2 separate regions of the Mus musculus genome follow, and region 1 is linked to region 2. The links are chromatin loops, found by intact Hi-C in ENCODE. Cell type or tissue: left cerebral cortex. All regions are shown on one strand. Links, peaks and the distances in the headings refer to the core of each region. The heading gives the core; the rest is flanking DNA. Region 1 overlaps Ankrd6 (ankyrin repeat domain 6). Region 2 overlaps Ankrd6 (ankyrin repeat domain 6).

Evidence for each region. Hi-C counts contacts between places; a loop is a spot of excess contacts. Peaks named below come from ENCODE experiments on the same cell type or tissue, not always from the same donor. Only the 100,000 strongest peaks of a DNase experiment are listed, where the experiment ranks them.
Region 1: a loop joins it to region 2, with 1.8 times the contacts of the local background. A loop is called at or near these places in 2 of 42 quality-filtered maps.

The regions. Positions count from the first base shown.
Region 1 is chr4:32,916,001-32,925,050 of GRCm38, reverse strand. All of the region lies in intron 1 of Ankrd6 (ankyrin repeat domain 6), which reads left to right. Among named protein-coding and RNA genes, the nearest start is that of Ankrd6, 30 kb to the left of the region's middle. In left cerebral cortex, for the core only: no CTCF peak of the experiment used is centred there; DNase peaks (open chromatin) are centred at 1,423 and 3,913.
Region 2 is chr4:32,862,817-32,871,866 of GRCm38, reverse strand. The region is part of intron 1 of Ankrd6 (ankyrin repeat domain 6); the gene reads left to right. Among named protein-coding and RNA genes, the nearest start is that of Lyrm2, 67 kb to the right of the region's middle. In left cerebral cortex, for the core only: a CTCF peak has its summit at 4,215; DNase peaks (open chromatin) are centred at 7,303, 7,566, 7,725, 8,262 and 2 more places; H3K4me3 peaks cover 1,869 bases; H3K27ac peaks cover 2,706 bases.

The DNA.
Region 1 (9,050 bases), core at 341-8,340, 54 kb before region 2:
TATATTTAGAGGACAACTTTATCCAGGTTTTATATGATTTCCTGTTGACAGCTCTTCTATAGTATCCTAGGGATTGTTTGTAGAGTGAGTGTGTCTGCTTAAACTTACTGTGGTAGTTTGAGCGCTAAGCTTGCTCCCTGATGAAGTTTAGTGAAATCAATCCAAGCTAGCTTTGTACCCAGAATAGTTCTAGGGACCGTGTAGGCCCAGACAGTTCTTCATCTTTCGCTGCATAGGTCAAGACACTCTTTGCTGGGAGGGAAAGATCTTTGCTATCGCCAATCCCAGGATGGAAACAGTGCCCATCCAGGCCCCATTCAGAGACTCCCTTCTGTCTCTCCTTCCCAGGTCTAGACCAGCAGGTGACAGACCTGTTGAAGCCCAGTTGACTACCAAACACTTTGAAGGTAAATTCTCTATTAATCCCAAAGATGGGAGGAGAAAGACTACTGACCCAAATCATCACAACCAAATTAATTAAAGTAAGCTTTCTTATTTTATTTATTTATTTATTTATTTTTTCGAGACAGGGTTTCTCTGTATAGCTCTGGCTGTCCTGGAACTCACTCTATAGACCAGGCTGGCCTTGAACTCAGAAATCCGCCTGCCTCTGCCTCCCAAGTGCTGGGATTAAAGGCCACCACGCCCGGCTTAAAGCAAGCTTTTTATTCATGTCCATAGGCTGCCTCCCCTAAGGTGAATTTAAGAGGTCAGTGTTGAATATGAGGAAGACAAGGCTTTTGTGGCTCAGAGGTAGGGTTACCAAATGCTATTCACGCCCGGACACCAGCCCTGCAGGAAAGCCCCTCACCCACTGCTTAGGACATCTCTGCTGCTTGTGCCGGTGCTGCCCCCACACAGTCTCCAGCCCTTTCTTCTGCTGGCTTCAGCCCCTGAATAAATCTGCCTTTGCATCCTTAAAGGATCGAGGGCGTGCTCCCCTCCCCACGGGTTCAAATCATTTCTCCCTGACAGGACAATACTCTTAGGGTTTTCCCTTCTTGGTACCACTCCTCCATGAGAGCAGCACCCAGGCCGTGTATTCTTTTCTGTCCCCGCCTACTTGTTCACAAAGAGGCACTTCTGACAACGTGTAAAATACTTACATTGATTCCTTTGCTTTTGACACTTTTGTACTACATTGATGTCTCATGGCTACTTAGAAACAAACTTGACTAAGTGAGGCCAGTCCTCTGAAATCTTTTTTGTCCCTCCCCCCCCCCCCCACCAGACGACCCTTGGAATTGAGTATATTCCTGATTTTTATCTCAAGTGCTCAACTCTCCAGTGTGGCTTCCAGGACAGTTGGAAAAGCCTGCCGGTTGGTCGGTTGGTCGCTGTGGGGGATTTGCCAAATGCTTGTTGGCAGCCGCTGGCTGAAGGCTCCTTGGATAAGGGGGAACAAAACCCTGGACTGGGATGCCAGACAGGGTGGTGGAACAGCAGGCTCTGGTTTGCGTATTGACATGTAAATGGCAGAGCCCTCAGCCCTCTCCTATATCTGTAGACAGACTGCTGCTAGGGCACACAAAGCAGGCTGGAGGACTGCTGTAGTGCCTTTGTGCTCGGCTGTCCCTTGTTCCCGCAGAGGCTAGCGAGGTCGGGAAGAACCCTCCATTGTGAATCCATTGTGGTCTGAGACTGGACGGAAGGTTCGGCCAGCCTGTGTGATTAGAACTGCGTCTTGGGAGTGCCTTTCCTGGATGTGGACAGAGACTCTTGACAGGGTTTGAAGTGAAAATGAGAACTAGTAGGTAATTATTAATTTGATTTAATGCAATAAGAGAAACACATTTGCATATATGTTTAGCAAATGAGCAAGGGTGGAAGCTAGGTTAAAGGTACTCTTGACACCAACCTGAAATTTCTAATAATGACTGTGTTGTTTCTTTTTGTGGGGGAGGGAGGGAGGGGGGATTGGTTCTGCCTGGGGCTATGCTGGGCACAGACAGCAGACCCTGCCTAGCTCCCCCTCTTCTTGGGGACCCTGTTCCTCCTCACAGGGCCTCACAGTACAGCCCAGGCTGCCTCAAACTAGAGGTGCTCCTGTCTCAGCCTCCTGCGCACTGGGATTGCAGGCCCATGCCACCAAGCTCAGCTTGCATCAGGCTTTCTGTCCTTGGCTGCTCTCCTGACTGTGTCCCCTCTCTCCCAGTTTCTAGCACTCTAGAGTATGCACTAGTGATAGATAAGTTGTGTACTTTGCTAAACTCCTAAAAGACTGTCATTGTGTCAGAAAGTCAGAGAAGTGAAGGGAAAAATCATATACTGTTTACAAAGTGTAAATAGATCACAAGGAAACTAGTAGCTGAGAAAAACTGTGACATATGTGTGCGTGCGCGCATGCACACACACACAGGCGCACAGAGGTCAAAGGTTGAGGGCAGGTATTTTCCTTTGTTATTTTTAATTTAATTGAGTTTAGTTTAACATGTATGGGTATGCCATGTGTGTCTGGTGCCCTCGGAGGCCATAAGAAGACATTGGATCCCTTGGATCTTGAGTTACAGACAGTTGCGAGCGGCCATGTAGGCACTGAGAGTTGAGTTCCAGTCTTGTGGAAAGGTAGGCAGTATTCTTAACTGCTGAAGCCCCTCTGCAGCACTGTATCTCTTAGAGGTTCACTCACTTAGCCTGGCACTCACCAGATCCGCCAGCTTAGCTGTCCCGATACCCGAGGGAGGGACCTTCCTCAGCAGTAGGATTACAGGGGTGCTGCTGTGCCCCACTTTTGATGTAAGTGCTGAGAATCTGGACTTGGGGACTCATGCCTGTGTGGCAGGCACACACAGCCCCTGACTGTCTCCCCAGCCCACGGAGACACTGAAATTTAAAAAGAAATTTTCTCTCTACATGTGGATGAATTGATGCAATGCTGATCTGAAATTTGACACAGACAGGAGCTATAAAATATTTGGTGCTTTTATCATTTGGAATGGGACGTTGGGACTGATGGTGTAGCGGGTCCTTTAAGAACTAGAGGGATATTATTTAAAATACACCTTTAGATTTCATATTCAGAATGCCAAGTACTATGCTGAGAGAATTTTATTATTTATTATTTATTCTGTTGTTCTGGGGACCAAATCTATACCTGGTGCATAGCAGGCAGGTTCTTAATCATGGAGCTGTACCCCCAGCCCCATGGGATTTTGACTTAAAAGAAGATTTTGAGCTCTGGGTGTGGTAGTCTGCAATTCCAGCAGTCAGGAGGCCAAGGCAGGGGGTCGGGGCTTGAGGCTCACCTAGGCTACATAGCAAGACCTGTCTCAGAGAAAAAGAAGGGGACACTTTGAAGTCAAAGCTATTGATAAAAGAATCTCATACAGAGCCATTGCTTGGGCTCATTATAGAAATGATGGTTCTTTAAAAGGAAGAGTTTTGTTAAGAAAACATCCCCTCCTCCTTCTTTCCTTCTCCCTCCTCCTACTTTGCGGACACACACACAGGGCTCACAGTAGGAATTCAGTGCATACTGCATCTTTAAACTTTGAATATTCTGACACTATTTTACTCTTTTAGAATAATTATAGTAATACAATTCTGTGCTTACATACCAGAATATCCATCATGAGACTAGGGCAAGGCTCAAGACGTAAAGCCTGTTATTAACTGTGCAGTCTATTTTTAATTTTCAAGCGCCTTTGGCTCCCATGAACATAATTTGGGGAGTTTGGTATGGTGGAAAGAAAACTAACCTGAGACATAGACTCAGTTGCTACTTAGGTGGCCTACACAACTGACTCTGGGCTGTAGTGATAGACTGGCCCAGTGGGTTTCAACTGGACCACAATAAAAACATAAGGGGACATTTGAGGTTGTTCTAGTGTGTAGGCACCTAATGCATGTGGACACTAGATGCTAGGCACCCCGGAGGGTGCTGCTCAGCCTATTCCCGCTCTGCTTCTCTCCAGTTCTCAGTGGTACATGGCAGGTATCCAAAACCACAAAAGCCACTGAGTGTGGCATCTGCATCCGGCACTGGATACCCATCACAGTGCTGTTGAGAGTGGAGCCACAGAGGTGATGCGAAGCCAGCACACTCGGGGCCACGGCAGTTCCCTTCATGGCCTCACGTTGGAGAAGGGAAGGGGTGGATTTATTGTGGCTGCAGTCTCCCTGAGGGCCTGGACTCTATTGTGGACAAAGGGCAGCTTTATCTTCAGGCTCCCATCCTCATATCACCAGCTCTGTCACTTACTAATTGGGCATATTATTTAATGGCTTTGTGTCTCCTGTAAATTGAGTGGAATGCTAACACCAATGGTATCAGTGTTTTGTTTTAAATTAAATTAAGTATGGTGTGTGTGTGTGTGTGTGTGTGTGTGTGTGTGTGTGTGTGGTATAGAGTATGTAGAAGTCAGAATTTGCCTCATTTCCATAGAGAAGCTAGTCTCTGCAACAGGAAAATTCATTTGGCTTCCTTCTGCCATTTTATGTGCTGGGGATCTCCCCTTTTCAAACACTGGAGGTATAAATCCATTTAATGTTCTGGGGGAAACATACTTGAGGAAACGGATTAGCTACAAAACATCATATATATATATATAATGCTTTTGAGTTAAAAAGCAAAGATGGCCCATGGGCCAGACTTTTTCTCAACACTGGAGCTCCTCCCTGCTGCCCAAGAGTGGTCTTTGTAAGGATCTGATCCAGCTGGACTGCCTGTGCTCTTTCTCCAACCCAGTTTAACTTCTGTCTGTGTCTCTGTCTGTCTGTCTGTCTGTCCGTCTGTCTGTCTGTCTATCTGCTCTCTCGCTCTCTCTCTCTCCCTCTCCCTCTCCCTCTCCCCCTCTCTCTCTCTCTTCATACAAGGTATATAGCTATGTAGCCTTGGCTATCCTGAAACTATGTAGTCCAGACTGGCCTCAAACTCACAGGGGTCCTTCTACCTCTGTCTCTGCCTCCCAAGTGCTGGGATTAAAGGTGTGTGCCACCTGCCTGGCTCAGTTTAATTTCTAGACATATGAAAGGAAAAAAAAATTCTTCAGTAACATGTGACAGGAAAATGGTGTGAAATTAAATAAATAGTAAAATGGAAGCTGGCCCCTTTGTTTTGTGAGGTGTGAAAATAACCCTTTTTTACATTCACTTTTACATTTGCTGGGGTGAATTTGCTCGGGTCGGTGCACACAGGCAGGGTCCACAAGAGGCCTTATGCTGCTTGCTGTGCAGCAATTCTCACCCAGGATACTATTGGCTGAGAACAGTCTGCACCCCATGTGTGACCCAGTGTGACCTTCAGCCGTGTCTAGTGCAGTGATGGCACAAGAGGCCATCTTATGTTTTGTTCTTGGTGGACGGCCTGTCCATCTGCTTTTGACAGTCATGGACATTCAAACCCAACCCAAACCAACCCAAACCAAACCAAAACCAGCCCAAACCATGAGTATCCATGAGAGACTCAGGTAGATGATTCAGAAGATGTCCAGTCTGCAGTCTGTTGGGTTCTCATCAAAAACAGTTTTCATGTCTTTGAAAATACAAAACAGGGCTCCAGAGACACAACACATTTGGAGAGACTGGCATGGTTTTCAGGCACTGTCCAAGGTACTTTGGATAATCACTGACATTCTGCAATGAAAAAAAATAGTTGCTATATTCTTTTTTTTTTTTTTTTCCAAGACAGGGTTTCTCTGTGTAGCCCTGGCTGTCCTGGAACTCACTTTATAGACCAGGCTGACCTTGAACTCAGAAATCTGCTTGCCTCTGCCTCCCAAGTGCTGGGATTAAAGGTGTGCGCCACCACACCCGGCTGCTATCTTCTTATTATGTTTGAATTGAATACTTGAGTTTTCTCAAGAACACTGGCTTTCCAAGTTGCCCATGATCCACTGTGAGAAATAGCTTTTACACAGTGGGAGCATTATATATATACATGTGTTGACACAAAGTAAACGGATGTTTTCCAGTGTGCAGAGCAATGCTGGTGTGTTCTGTTTCACCATTCCATTCTTGAAAATGCTGTGTGTTACCTATTAGCTTATTTCAATGGCTTACAAGTGATCCACTACCCACAGCTTGGATGGCGCCTACTCTACTTGCGACGGTGGGTTGGCTGATAGGCCTGCCGGGGACCTGTAGCCCTTCCCTTTCACCATGGGGCATATTGCCTTCTCCCCCGTGCTGGGTCCAGAGCAGACTGTACATGCTCAGCGCACACCTCTAGAGAGGTTTGAGTGCTTTGGAGCTGAACAGTGCTGAAACAGCGCTAAGCCCCTTGGGTTAGCTGTCTGGGTATTCGAACAACTTTGCTGTAGAACATTAGTCCTTCTCTGGGCTGGCTGCTGCAGCTGACAGCTCTGTCTAAGAGGAGGGTTTAAGTGAAGATGGTAATTCAGTCTGAATGCCCCTGAATAAAGCCTTTGTCTTTGCTCTCCACGGAGCAGAAGGGAGTGCCATTCAGGAAGCCATTTGCTTATGATTGATACTGCTATAGACAGTGAGTGTCTGTCTGACTTTCCCACTCTGTGAGTCCTGAAGGACCCAGAGAGGTTTAAGTTAGACTGCTTACTGCATCACCTGTGCCTAAAATGTTACCCTCAGGAGTTTGTTATTTTGCATCTCCCTGGTATGTGGTCTTCCAGAGTGTTCTCTGTCAGCAGAATATGCCGTATGGTTCCTGTGCGTGCTACAGATCAATCCGCATTTTATCCGACAAACATCTGACATTGCGCCCCTTATTATCTATATGTGTGTGTTCAGGCTGGGTGTACAGATGGATAAGAGCAGATCTTGCTTTTGCCGTGCTCAGGTGACAGTGGGGAAGACGGGCACCAAAGACCATTGTGACACAGAGTGCTGGCTCGAGGGGGAGGTGGCAGCCTAGAGATCAGACCCTAAGAAGGTACAAGGAGCTCAGCCTTGCAGTGCATATTGTGCCTGTGAGCAGACAGAAGCCAGCTGCTGGAGTTCAGAACACAAGGCCAGGTGGGCTTCTTGGGACAGATTTCATTTGCCTGCTGTTCTCCACAGATGTCTGTGTCTAACCAACAAGCCTCGCTCCTTCATCTGTGGGAAGGGACTTTGTATATGTTATTCAGGTAAGGATCATGGAATGAGGATGTGGTCTGGATTGTGTGAACACTAAATCCCATGAAAAGTGTCCTCTAAAAAGAGGCGGTGGTGGGGGTGGGGGCTTTGACACATGTTGTAGAAGTGGAAGCCATGTGGCTAGGAATGCTGGCCCTGCAGGTTGAAGAGTGCTGGGGTACTCTTAGCATGGAGTGGGAGCAGGGCCTGCTGACATCTTGCTTTCAGAGTTCTGCACTCCAGAATGGGAGAGAAGAAATTTCTGTTGATGTAAGCCACTGAATTTGGGCTAATTTCTCATGCAGAACCTTGGAAATCTATACAGCCCGGTCCTCCATGGGCAGGGAGGGCATGCACACGGGAGGGTGATGGAACTTAGCACAGTTGGCCCCAAATATCTTTAATTTTTTTAAAATTACATTTTCATGTATTTGCTTTCATTTCTGTGCTTTGCTGCACGTCAGACAACCAGCAGGAACCTGTTCTTGCCTTCCCCCATTGAGACGCTCTCCTTTCGGGTGACTATGGTTTACGAACTTAAAAAGTCCCACAGCCTTCCAAATTCAAATGCTTTTTACAAGTTGTCTTTATAAAAATATACACTCTTTTAAAATCCAAATTCTCTGTAAACCCTCACCCCAATTTTTTTTTAAAAGTTAAAAGTCTCGTAACTGTAAAATCAAAAATAAATTTCTTACTTCAAGTTGGAAGAACTAGGGCACGGTCACAATCTGAACAAAGTCAAACAACAAGACGTTATACCCAGCAGTGTAGCTAATGGACTGTCCAGTGTCTGGGCTCCTCCCAAGGGGCTTGGGTCGCTTATCTGGCTCCACCCTCTGCAGCACACACAGCTCATCTTCTCAGCTCAGGCAGGCTCCACTCCACCACTGCTGCTGTTCTCTCATAGTTATCCCATAGCACTGGCATCTCCAAAATGCTGGGGTTTTCCGCAGTTGGCCTGCACTTTCACCAATAGCCTCTCATAGTACCAAGCCTCAACTTCTCTGAATGACTCCTTTAATCCTGGACCTTCGACCTTCCCCAGTGGCCTCTCCTGGCCTCTCACAGTGCCAAGTATCAGCTGCTCTCCATGACCCTCTCATTCCTTCAAAACCAGTTCCACCTGGGTGAGGCTCACACTATCAGGTTTGGCTGTGAGTGTGAGGTGCATACAACCTTGGCTGCCTCTGGTACACAGCTTCTGTGTGCTGCCTCTGAAGAAACACTTCTCAGAAGATGTCACCTCAGTGATGCTGCTCTCCTCTTAATCACCAATAATTTCTCAGCTCTAGTGGACCAGCATTGAGTATCCCAGCAAAGCAAAGGTTTAACTTTAGCAGTTCTGGTATCTTGTTAACCATAGCTGATTCTTCAGCTAGCCAGAACTTCACACAGAAATCTTTGCTTCCCTCTGACACTTCTTCAAGCCAGGCCTCCGCCCTCACTGCTCTCTCTCAGCATTCTTAGCTTCCAGGCTCCTACAGCAGCTCACCGAGCTCTCAACACCCAGTGGTTCTCTAGCCCCAAGTTCCAGTGTCCTCCCACAAGCCTCCCCAAAACATGGCCAGGTCTGTCACAGCAATACCCCACTCCCACTATGCCGGTACCAACTTGTCTCAGGGTTTCTCTTGCTGAGATAAAACACCATGACCAAAAAGCAAGTTGGGGAGGAAAGGGTTTGTCTGGCTTACATTCATTCCACATTACAGTCCACCACTGAAGGAAGCCAGAATAATTCCTTACAGGGGGCATCTCTGGAGTGAAGGCATGGCCCTGGAGACACAGCGCTGGTAGGGAGGGGTGGCTGAGCTATGTAGCCTGTGCACAGAGTGTGTGAGGGAGTAGCAGGAGCGCGGCCTCCACAGAGCTGTCATGCATGACGCCGTGCCTTGGTGCTGGTGTGACTAACAGCTTGTTTATAAAGGATCACGTGACAGTCCATTGTTCCTGCCTCTTAGGTAACGGCTCTGAGCATCAGATCACCAAGTAAAGAACACATACCTTTTTTTTTTTTT
Region 2 (9,050 bases), core at 748-8,747:
TAATATCATACTTTCCAGATCATCAATTTCCCCTGCAAGTCTCATGCTCTATGTCACCCCTGGGTATACAGCCAATAGAGTATGTATTCTACCACAGAGGCACATGAGCACCCATATTTATTGTTGCTGTATAGGAAGTGGACTAGTCCAGATGTCCATCAACAGATGAATGGATAAAAAAAAAATCAAAACAAAACATCACATGGGTGTATTTATTGAAGGGGTCACTATAGAATTAGCTGTTTGGACATATGGAGTACTGAGAAGACACTTGCGAAGGCGCTTGCTCTCTGGTTCACTCGGGTAGACAATAGTGCTCATTTGTTCCTGCACTAGGTGCTAGGCTGTACACTTGTGATGACAGTACACAGAGGAATGAAATGCGGGCTGAGTGTGGAAAGACGCAGAGGCTGAGAAGAGAGATGCTGTGAATCGGAGCAATGCTAAAGAATTTCAGCCTCATAGACTCCTGTGTTTGCAGGGTAATATTCAAGGGAACATAGTCTAAACCCCAATAGTAGAATAAATAATAATAAAATAAAATAGCTATTATTTATATAGTATAGTATGGTATATGTTGTTATGATTGTATAATATAATTATTATAAATAATAATAATAATTATTATTATTATTTGTGCTAGGAATCAAACTCAGGGTCTTAGTACACTAGAGAAGTGTTTTATCACTGTGTTGTATCATTAATCATTAGTCTTATTTAATCAGTTAAATTTTTTAAAATCTACTTTTCTATATATGGGTTTTGCCTGCACGTATGTCTGTGTATCATATGCATTCTGTGCCCTCAGAGGTCAGAAGGGCATTGGATCCCCTGGTTCGGAGTTATAGTCATGAACCGTTGTGTGGGTGCTGGGAATCGAACCCTTCATAAGTCAGCCTTGTCACCCACTCCTCTAATTCTGCACCTTATGCCCCGGAACCTTCTCTGGTCAGGGCAGTCTCAGGGCTTTTGAATCATAAGGTAATGAGAGAGGCTGGCAGTAATGACTCAGTCTCGGTCCAGATTCATAATGCTACAGTGACCTTTAAAAGGTGCATTCCTAGCCAAGTGTGGGGGCGCACGCATGACATCCTGGAACATGGGTAGTAGAGGCAGGGGAGTCAGAAGTTCGAGGATAGCCTTAGCTGTATAGTGAAATTAGGGGTAGCCTGGGCAGTATGAGATCTGTTATCAAGGAAAGGCAGAGAGAGAGAGAGAGAGAGAGAGAGAGAGAGAGAGAGAGAGAGAGAGAGAGAGAGAGAGAATTTATGAGAGAATATATGAGAGAATGAGAGAATATTGATCCAAAGTAAATGGCAGAGCAACTGGGTCGTGGGAACCTGGAGAACAAAGGAGGGCATGTAGAATCTTCTGAGAGGAGGCCACCTTTGAATCAGATATGGAGGAGAAGGGGTTTTGGGGGTGGTGTACAGAAAGTTAGAAGCAGAAAATGGCACAAGGGTGCTTTCAGATACTCTAAATACCCCTGTAGCCAAGCTGAGGAACAGGATGTGGGGAGGGTTGTCGGAAGCGGATGGAATTAGAATCTGGGGGCAGATCGTAATAGGTTTATGTATCCCTGGGCTTTGACGGGATGTGTATCTGCCGGTTACAGGTATAGCCAAGGAGAAACAAGCCCACATGCACACTGTTGGAAGAAACTCCGGTAGAGAAAGGAGTGGGCAGGGACTGGAGACAGAGAGACCAGTGTAGCAAATGACTTAATGTGCGAGTTCAGACCTGGCATTAGCAGAGCCTCTAGTCTTTATGTGAATTCTGCCACATAAAGCATTCTTTGACAAGAAACACAGGTAGAGAAGTCACAGGTAAAGACAAAACAATTGGTACCAGGAGCTAGGGAAACAGCTCGGTGTTAGGTAGGTGCCTGCTGTGCAAGGATGGAGTCCTAAGTTTGGATCCCCAGTAGCCACATAAACACTGAGTGTGGCAGTAGCCTTTGTCACCCCAGCTGGGGTGGCATAGAGACAGGTCACCACCTGCTCAGGGTTTGCTACCAGCCAACCTAGTAAGCTACAGATTCAGTGAGAGTCTCTCTCTCTCTCTCTCTCTCTCTCTCTCTCTCACCACACACACACACACACACACACACACACACACACACACACACACACACACGGCGGGGCTTGGGAGGAGACTGGTTACTACCTGCATGCAGAGAGACACGGGATGAGCAGCCCCTTCTGTGTGTCAGCTCGAGGTCTGTCCTTTATCTTTGCCATCTTGAAGCAGATGGAAGGAGAAGGCTTCATTTCTCATCACCTCCTGACAGGGACAGATCTGATAGGGAAACATGTCTGTCAGAGGCTCGCTGAACTGAGACCCGGTGAGCGGACAGAGAATGTGACTACTGTTAACTCAGTGACTTAGTCTTCCTGGGAGTCACGTTTAATGTGTCCCAGCAACTCTGTGGCCGGGTTGGGTTGGCTTGAGTTCAGTTTTCTGTAATGGAAGATACATTTGAAGCTGAAATATACCCACTGTCTGAACCTTGAATATGAGTTGGGTCTGGCTTCTCTTTCTCCCTAGGTACAGGGACATTTAAGGAAGCAGATTTCCATATCCAAGCTGAAACCTGCTTCACTTTGCTCTGTGCACTTTCTACCACTAGGTCATCACTGATAGAGGCTACAGGAAACATTCTCAGTGCCCAGTTAAAGAGAAGCTGTCAGTGAGTACTGGAGCCAGGCAGAGCTGTCAGAGAAGACAGAACAAGGACCATTTGAAAGTAACCTAGTAACTGTGCTTATCTCTCTGAGCACAGCTGCCAGATATCTTTCAGTGAGCCTACATCTCCGGCCAGTGAGGTGTGATTGCTAGCATGCACAAGGAAACCGTCATTTAGAAAGCTGCCCAGTGATGGAGCTGGAGCGGAAGCCCAGGTATCTGCCTGCAAAGCTCTCGTTTCCGTTCCCTACTCTTTCAAATCAGAGCATTGAGTGATTTACTGCAGGGTCTCGGCGAGGGGAGAAGAGGAAAGGAGAGAACGGTTTCGGGTGAGGGAACCAAGTTGACAGATGAAACCTGCAGTCCCTTATCAAGGTGGGGACACAAGAAAAGGAAGAGGTTTTTAAAGGAAGGATGTTGAAAGGGAACATCCAAGTAAGATGTCTGTTGGGTGGCTGGGTGTTTAAATATAGTGCATTAGAAAAAGTGAATGAGGCTGAAGAAGTAGACATGGAGAGATCTGTTTCTAGGCAGCAGAAGAGGGTGTGGGCAGCGAGGAGGAGGAGAGGGCCGGGGAGTGAGTAGAGAATAGAGCCAAGAACCTCCAGGTCCTGCAATGTTTAAGGTCCCTGCGAGAGAAGAGACCTTCAGTGAAAGAAAAGAGAGTCCCAGCGTGGAAGGAGGACAGAGCAAGCCACAGATACTAAGGAGGGAGGACCATTGATGGCAGAGGTGGTAGTGCCTGATGGGATAGAGGAACTGAATAAGGTGGGAACTAAAAGGATATTGTTGAGCCTGGACTTAGATCAGTGTAAGAGCAGCTGCTGCACTGGGAGGACCAAACAATTTGTGTTGGGTTCTCACAAAGCCCAACCCTGCTGTGTGGTATGAGGGGTGTTGTACTCTCTGGTGTTCCCCGAATGCGCCCTGCATCGTGTGTATAGAAGCTTCATGCAGAGCAGTCAAACTTTGGAAGAAACCAAAATGCCCTTCAATGGATGGAGTAGCAAACATTGGTACATCCAAACAATATGGAGAACTATTCACCACCGAAAAGAAATCAGCTATCAAACCACGAAACTATACGAGAGCTGGACCTTAAATGGTTATTGCTAGTATAGAGTGACCAGTCTGAAAAGGTGACAGAGCTGGAAGCAGACAGTGGCATTATGGGAAAGAAAGAGCTGTGCAGACCTTGAAGAACAAGGGGTTTTTAGGGAATGGAGCTATTCTGTATACCTTAACTGCAGATGCAAGTATGGGGCATTGGTCAAAGTTTCCCACCGAGCTCTGTGACAGAAAAGGAGCTGTGTAAAAGGCTGAGCCCTATTGGAAATGAGGGGCTGGTCTCTGATTCGCAGAGATCCACCTGCCTCTGCTGGCATGAAAGGCAAAATAACTGAAAAGAGGAAAGAAAGAGGAAATGCACTGTGTGCATTATCACTGTGAGCAAAGGCAAGCCTGCTGTCATGGAGGAATGCTCATGTTCCAAGGAGAGCCAACACCTCACTCTCCTGCCTACCAACTTCCCACCACCAGGCGGGGCAGTTTCCTTGGCATGGTATGACAAATGCCATTTTCCAGTTTACCTGGTATCATCTTTAGTCATTGTCCTTGAATTAAAAGCTCTGGTGGCAGTCGCTACTTTCTCCTTGTCGGCCATTCTGTCGTCCTTCAGACCACCCTACCCCTGCTAGCTCTTCTTAATGCCAATGTCTGCGTCTGCCCCACCTCCAACACTTGGCTGGGCTCCTTTCCCTTAGCCACTAAAGAGAAGTGATTCCTCTCCCAGTGTCTGCTGCTCTCTGCTGTTAGCGTCAATAGATAAATACGTAAAACATCACAAAGTAAATAAAAAGCCAAACAATTGACCAAAGATCTACAAGGAGGCAAGTATGAGTAGGACATGTAGATGCTCTTGGGAGGTGGTGTTGGTTTGGGCCCATTCCTGTTTTTGTTTGAGCATCTGTGGATTTCCCCAGAAGGGCTTCAGGGTGGCAGCTCCCAGTGGCTGTGGTGTAGGCCAGCTCTTTGGTGCTGGTGGGTATCACTAAGGATGGTCTCCAGCTCTGTAACTCTTCAGGTCCCAGGAGCTATGGTCCTCTGTTGTGAGTGGAAGGAGGAGGAAGACTAGTATATCTTACTCCTCCTTTCTCTGAGAGTTGGAGCCATGACCTGCTTCATCTGAAAAGGATGGGTTGTCTAGGTGACGTGTCCTCTCATTCCTACAAAGTCCCGTAGCAACCAGCTGTTAGTTTTTCTATCATTGATGTAATGGATAATAAAGACCAGCTGTGTGCCAGGCACAATGAGAGGCACTGAGATGCAAGATGGTGGGAATAGGGCTCAGCTTGAGGTACGGAGACCAGCCCCAGCCGTAGAGCATTTTCCCCACGGGGTGCTATAGAGTCCACTTGAGCCACTGTCTCACTGTAGCCTGGAGATAAACTCACAGGAGTTTATCTTCCTTCAGTTCTAGAGGCTAAAAGGTATAGATCAGAGTCTAGCAGGATTCAGTTTCTCATGGAGGCTCTTCTGCAACTATAGATGGCTGTTTTTCCACATTGTCCCTATGGCCTTTCACTGGGACATGAGGGGAAGGAAGTACATTTAGCCCTTTGGGTTTTTGATGTCTCTTGTATAACACACTATCCCATCAGCGCAGCAGTTCCCCATCGTGGCCTAATTTCACTTTAACTAACACTTGTTTTCAGTGACAGTGACAGTGGGGCTTAGGGTTTGGTCCATTGTAGGAACCTGGAGAGAGCTGTGGTAGATGGCATCTGTAGGGACAGCAATGGGCTGAGTTTTGAGCACAGGTAGAGCCATCTGCTATGTGATGGGCAAGCGAAGCTGCAGTTGGGAGGTGCTGGTGGTCTCTAGTAAGCAATCATCCATCCTATTCCAAGAGAATAGGAGGTCGCTACAGCTCTGGTCCAGAGAGCTAATGAGTTTTACCTCTCAGCAGTTTCATTAAAAGTGGAGCTGTGCAACCCAGGTTTCCTGGAATAATATACACTTGTCACCCTGAAGTGAACTCAAGGGTTCTTTGGAAAGTCAGTTGTGTTGGATGGTGTTTTGCTGGGGCAGACACGTGGAAATTTTTTTTTTTTTTTTTTTTTTTTTTTTTTTTTTTTGGTTTTTTGAGACAGGGTTTCTCTGTATAGCCCTGGCTGTCCTGGAACTCACTCTGTAGACCAGGCTGGCCTCGAACTCAGAGATCCACCTGCCTCTGCCTCCCGAGTGCTGGGATTAAAGGCGTGCGCCACCACGCCCGGCTGGATTTTTTTTTTTTAAGTGAACCCAAGTGAAAGGATATTTTGCTAAAGAAAAGCACCTTGAAAGGACATGGGATGAAGGATTCTTTGCTAAAAACACGCATGTATTGGCCCCCCTTACATTGTGTAGTTGAGTAGTGTAGTTTGTTGGAACTCCAGAGAGAAACACACCAAAAAACCTTGTGGTGGTATGCTGTGGCTTCTTGCTGCTTCTGAGGACTCTAGTGAACTGGACTGCTGGTATATATCCGTGCAGTGTTTTTGAATGGATCGAGCTGCCGCTGCTGATCTATAAACTGAACTGCCGATTTCCTGACAACACAGATGGGATTTGCTCCAAAGCAGCATTTCTACACAAGTTCCCTTCCCCTGTATCTTTTCTTTTCCACTACCTCTGGTGGATGGTGGGCTAGAAGGGAGGTTAAAGTGTTTAAGAACCATCATTAAGAATAAGGCTTGAAGCCGGGCGTGGTGGCGCATGCCTTTAATCCCAGCACTCGGGAGGCAGAGGCAGGCGGATTTCTGAGTTCGAGGCCAGCCTGGTCTACAGAGTGAGTTCCAGGACAGCCAGGGGTATACAGAGAAACCCTGTCTCAAAAAACCAACGCCCCCCCCCCCCAAAAAAAAGAATAAGGCTTGAAATAGCAACAGCATCTTGGTTCTTTGAGGCAATGGACTTTAAACTGATTGCTCTGTTTCTGGCACCTGGTCCTTTTGGGTCTTGGTTGTGATGTAACGGTGGCCAGGTTAATCATTTCTTCAAAGTAGGAATCCAGTTACGTTCATCATTGTTATAATCTCACATAGCACCCAGTGGTGATTGCAGAAAAGGGAAAGACGGCGTTTTTGTCTCTTGGCAGTTGTTCCCCTGGTATATTTCCACATTTGTGCAGTGCATAGGCCGGAGTCCACAGTCTGACCTTTCTGCGCCAAAGGGCAGAAGCTGGCCCTGTGGCCACAGGAGCTGCTGTTCTGGGAGGAACAGGGGTGAGGTGTGAGACTGGATGGTTGTCAGAGGATTTGTGGCCAAATTATTCTCCCCTTTCTAATCCTGTCTTCACCTGGGAAATGTGGTCTCTGGGCTCAAGTAAAAAAGAAAGCCCCTGTCTCCAGTAGGAAGTTGCTGTTGCCTGAGGAAGTGGGCCGGAAGACACACCTGTGATGCTTAGCGGAGCAGCTGCACCTGCTTCTGCTTCAGAGGGGGCTCTCCACGTCCCCCATCTGCTCGCTCCCTTGCCCACACGGTGGGTGGAGGAGATTGGGTACCAGCAGATTGGGTTTACAGACATCTCAGTGGCTACTCAGCCAGCCCCTGTCTGCGCTGCTGATGCTGCAGTCCCTGTATGGGACTCCGCTCAAGCCGCTCGCTCGTGTCTGGGTTGCTGCGCAGGATGCCAGCATGTCCCCAGCTGTTCCCGTGAGGACTGCGATTGTCCTCTTATCCTTTCCCGTGTGCTCCCGTTCACACCGGGCTGCAAACTTCACCTCCGTCATCAGAGCATCCCTCTGAAAGCACTCTGCTCAGCCGTGAATCGCTCCTGACTCTTGACGGGCAGGGTTACAGGTCCTCCGCTTGTAAGAGAGAGCTGTCTCACAGAATCAGACTCTCCAACACTCGGAACAGCGGCAACAGAGCAGCATCTGGAGCTGGAGCTGAATGGATGCGTTAATGGGTTGATGCCGAGATCATCGGTCGGTTAGTCGGTCGGCAGGGGAAGCTAAGGAAGAAGGCTTACCATTGCCGTAGGTAAATCTGAGCTCCCGGGAGCAGCAGCCCCGGGAAGTGTATGCTCTCCCCAGGAAAGAATTGACTGCGTTTCCAGAAAGAACACAGAGGACAGCCCTATGTGTGAGTAATGTCTCCGGTGGGAAAAAAGCTAGTTGTTCTGAGTCTGTGTGCTCTCTAACCACAGCTCTGGTGGGCTCTGCACAATGCCTGGCTAGGACTTTTCTTTGAAAGGCTTGTTTCAGAGTAGTGCACTGGGAGGAGATGGAATGTGGTGGCTTTCAGATATTGACAGGCACCAGGAGAGTTGGTCGTAAATCAGCAATCGAGAAGAAAACAATCAAACCTCACAGACCCTTTGCCACCCACAGAAAAACAACAAAAGAAATTGCGGGTGGGAGCAGTGGATACAGAAGGACTGGGAGGGGAGGCGCCGCGGGTCTCCAGGGCCCACCTCCTCGGCTTTCCATACTTTCTAGACTTACTGTGTTCTCTGCTCCCTTCCTGCCTGAAGAACAGGCAGCAAGTTTGCCTTTAAGCTTTTCCCTCCTGAGCACAGTGAAACTGAATCCCGTGACAAAGGACGTGATTGACAGGTGGGAGGCAGACAGATTGCTCACTTCCAGCAACAAGGCTCTCTTGAATGGTGGCTATCTTACTGGAAGAGGAAGCTCTGATTTCATGAGAGGGCAAAGCAGCTACAGCCAGGGCACCCAACAGGTTAGCAGTGGAGTCTAACTTACAGCCCGCAGAGAGGTCACACCCGTGTATTTCCTTCCCCTCTCGGGGTTCTCCATCCTTACCCATCCCTGCCTGCCTCCATCTGGCCTAGTTTACTGGTTCCCAGACAGGGAGCAGAGCATCCTGTCACTCCAAGTGAGGTCAGGAGGGGAAACGGGAAGAGAGGAGACTCGGCATATGTGGTCCTGTGCATCTGCCCTTTGTGTCAAGCGTCTGCCGGTGCGGGTCCCAACAGCGAGATGATCCCTGCCCTGAAATCCGGAATGACTTTGAGATGCCGAAGTGTGAGGGGAAGGCGTTGGCTGCAGATGAGAATTGATAACCTGGGGTGGAGTCACTGCTGCTCATCTTGCAAGCAGTTTTCTGTGCAAGCATGCTGGGGGGCAATGGGGCATATCCAAGATACGTTGTGAATGACCACTGCCCTGTGGAGGTGTGGGTTATATCATGGGGGAAGTAAAGAGGGCCCTTATGTAGCCGCAACAGAAAAGCAAAACATAAAATGTCAAAGCTGGTTGATGAACATTCTCTCATCAATGGGGTGTTTATATTTTTATGGGTTTTTTTTTTTGTTGTTGTTGTTGTTCTTTGTTTTTTAATAGTGATGGTAGCTGTACATG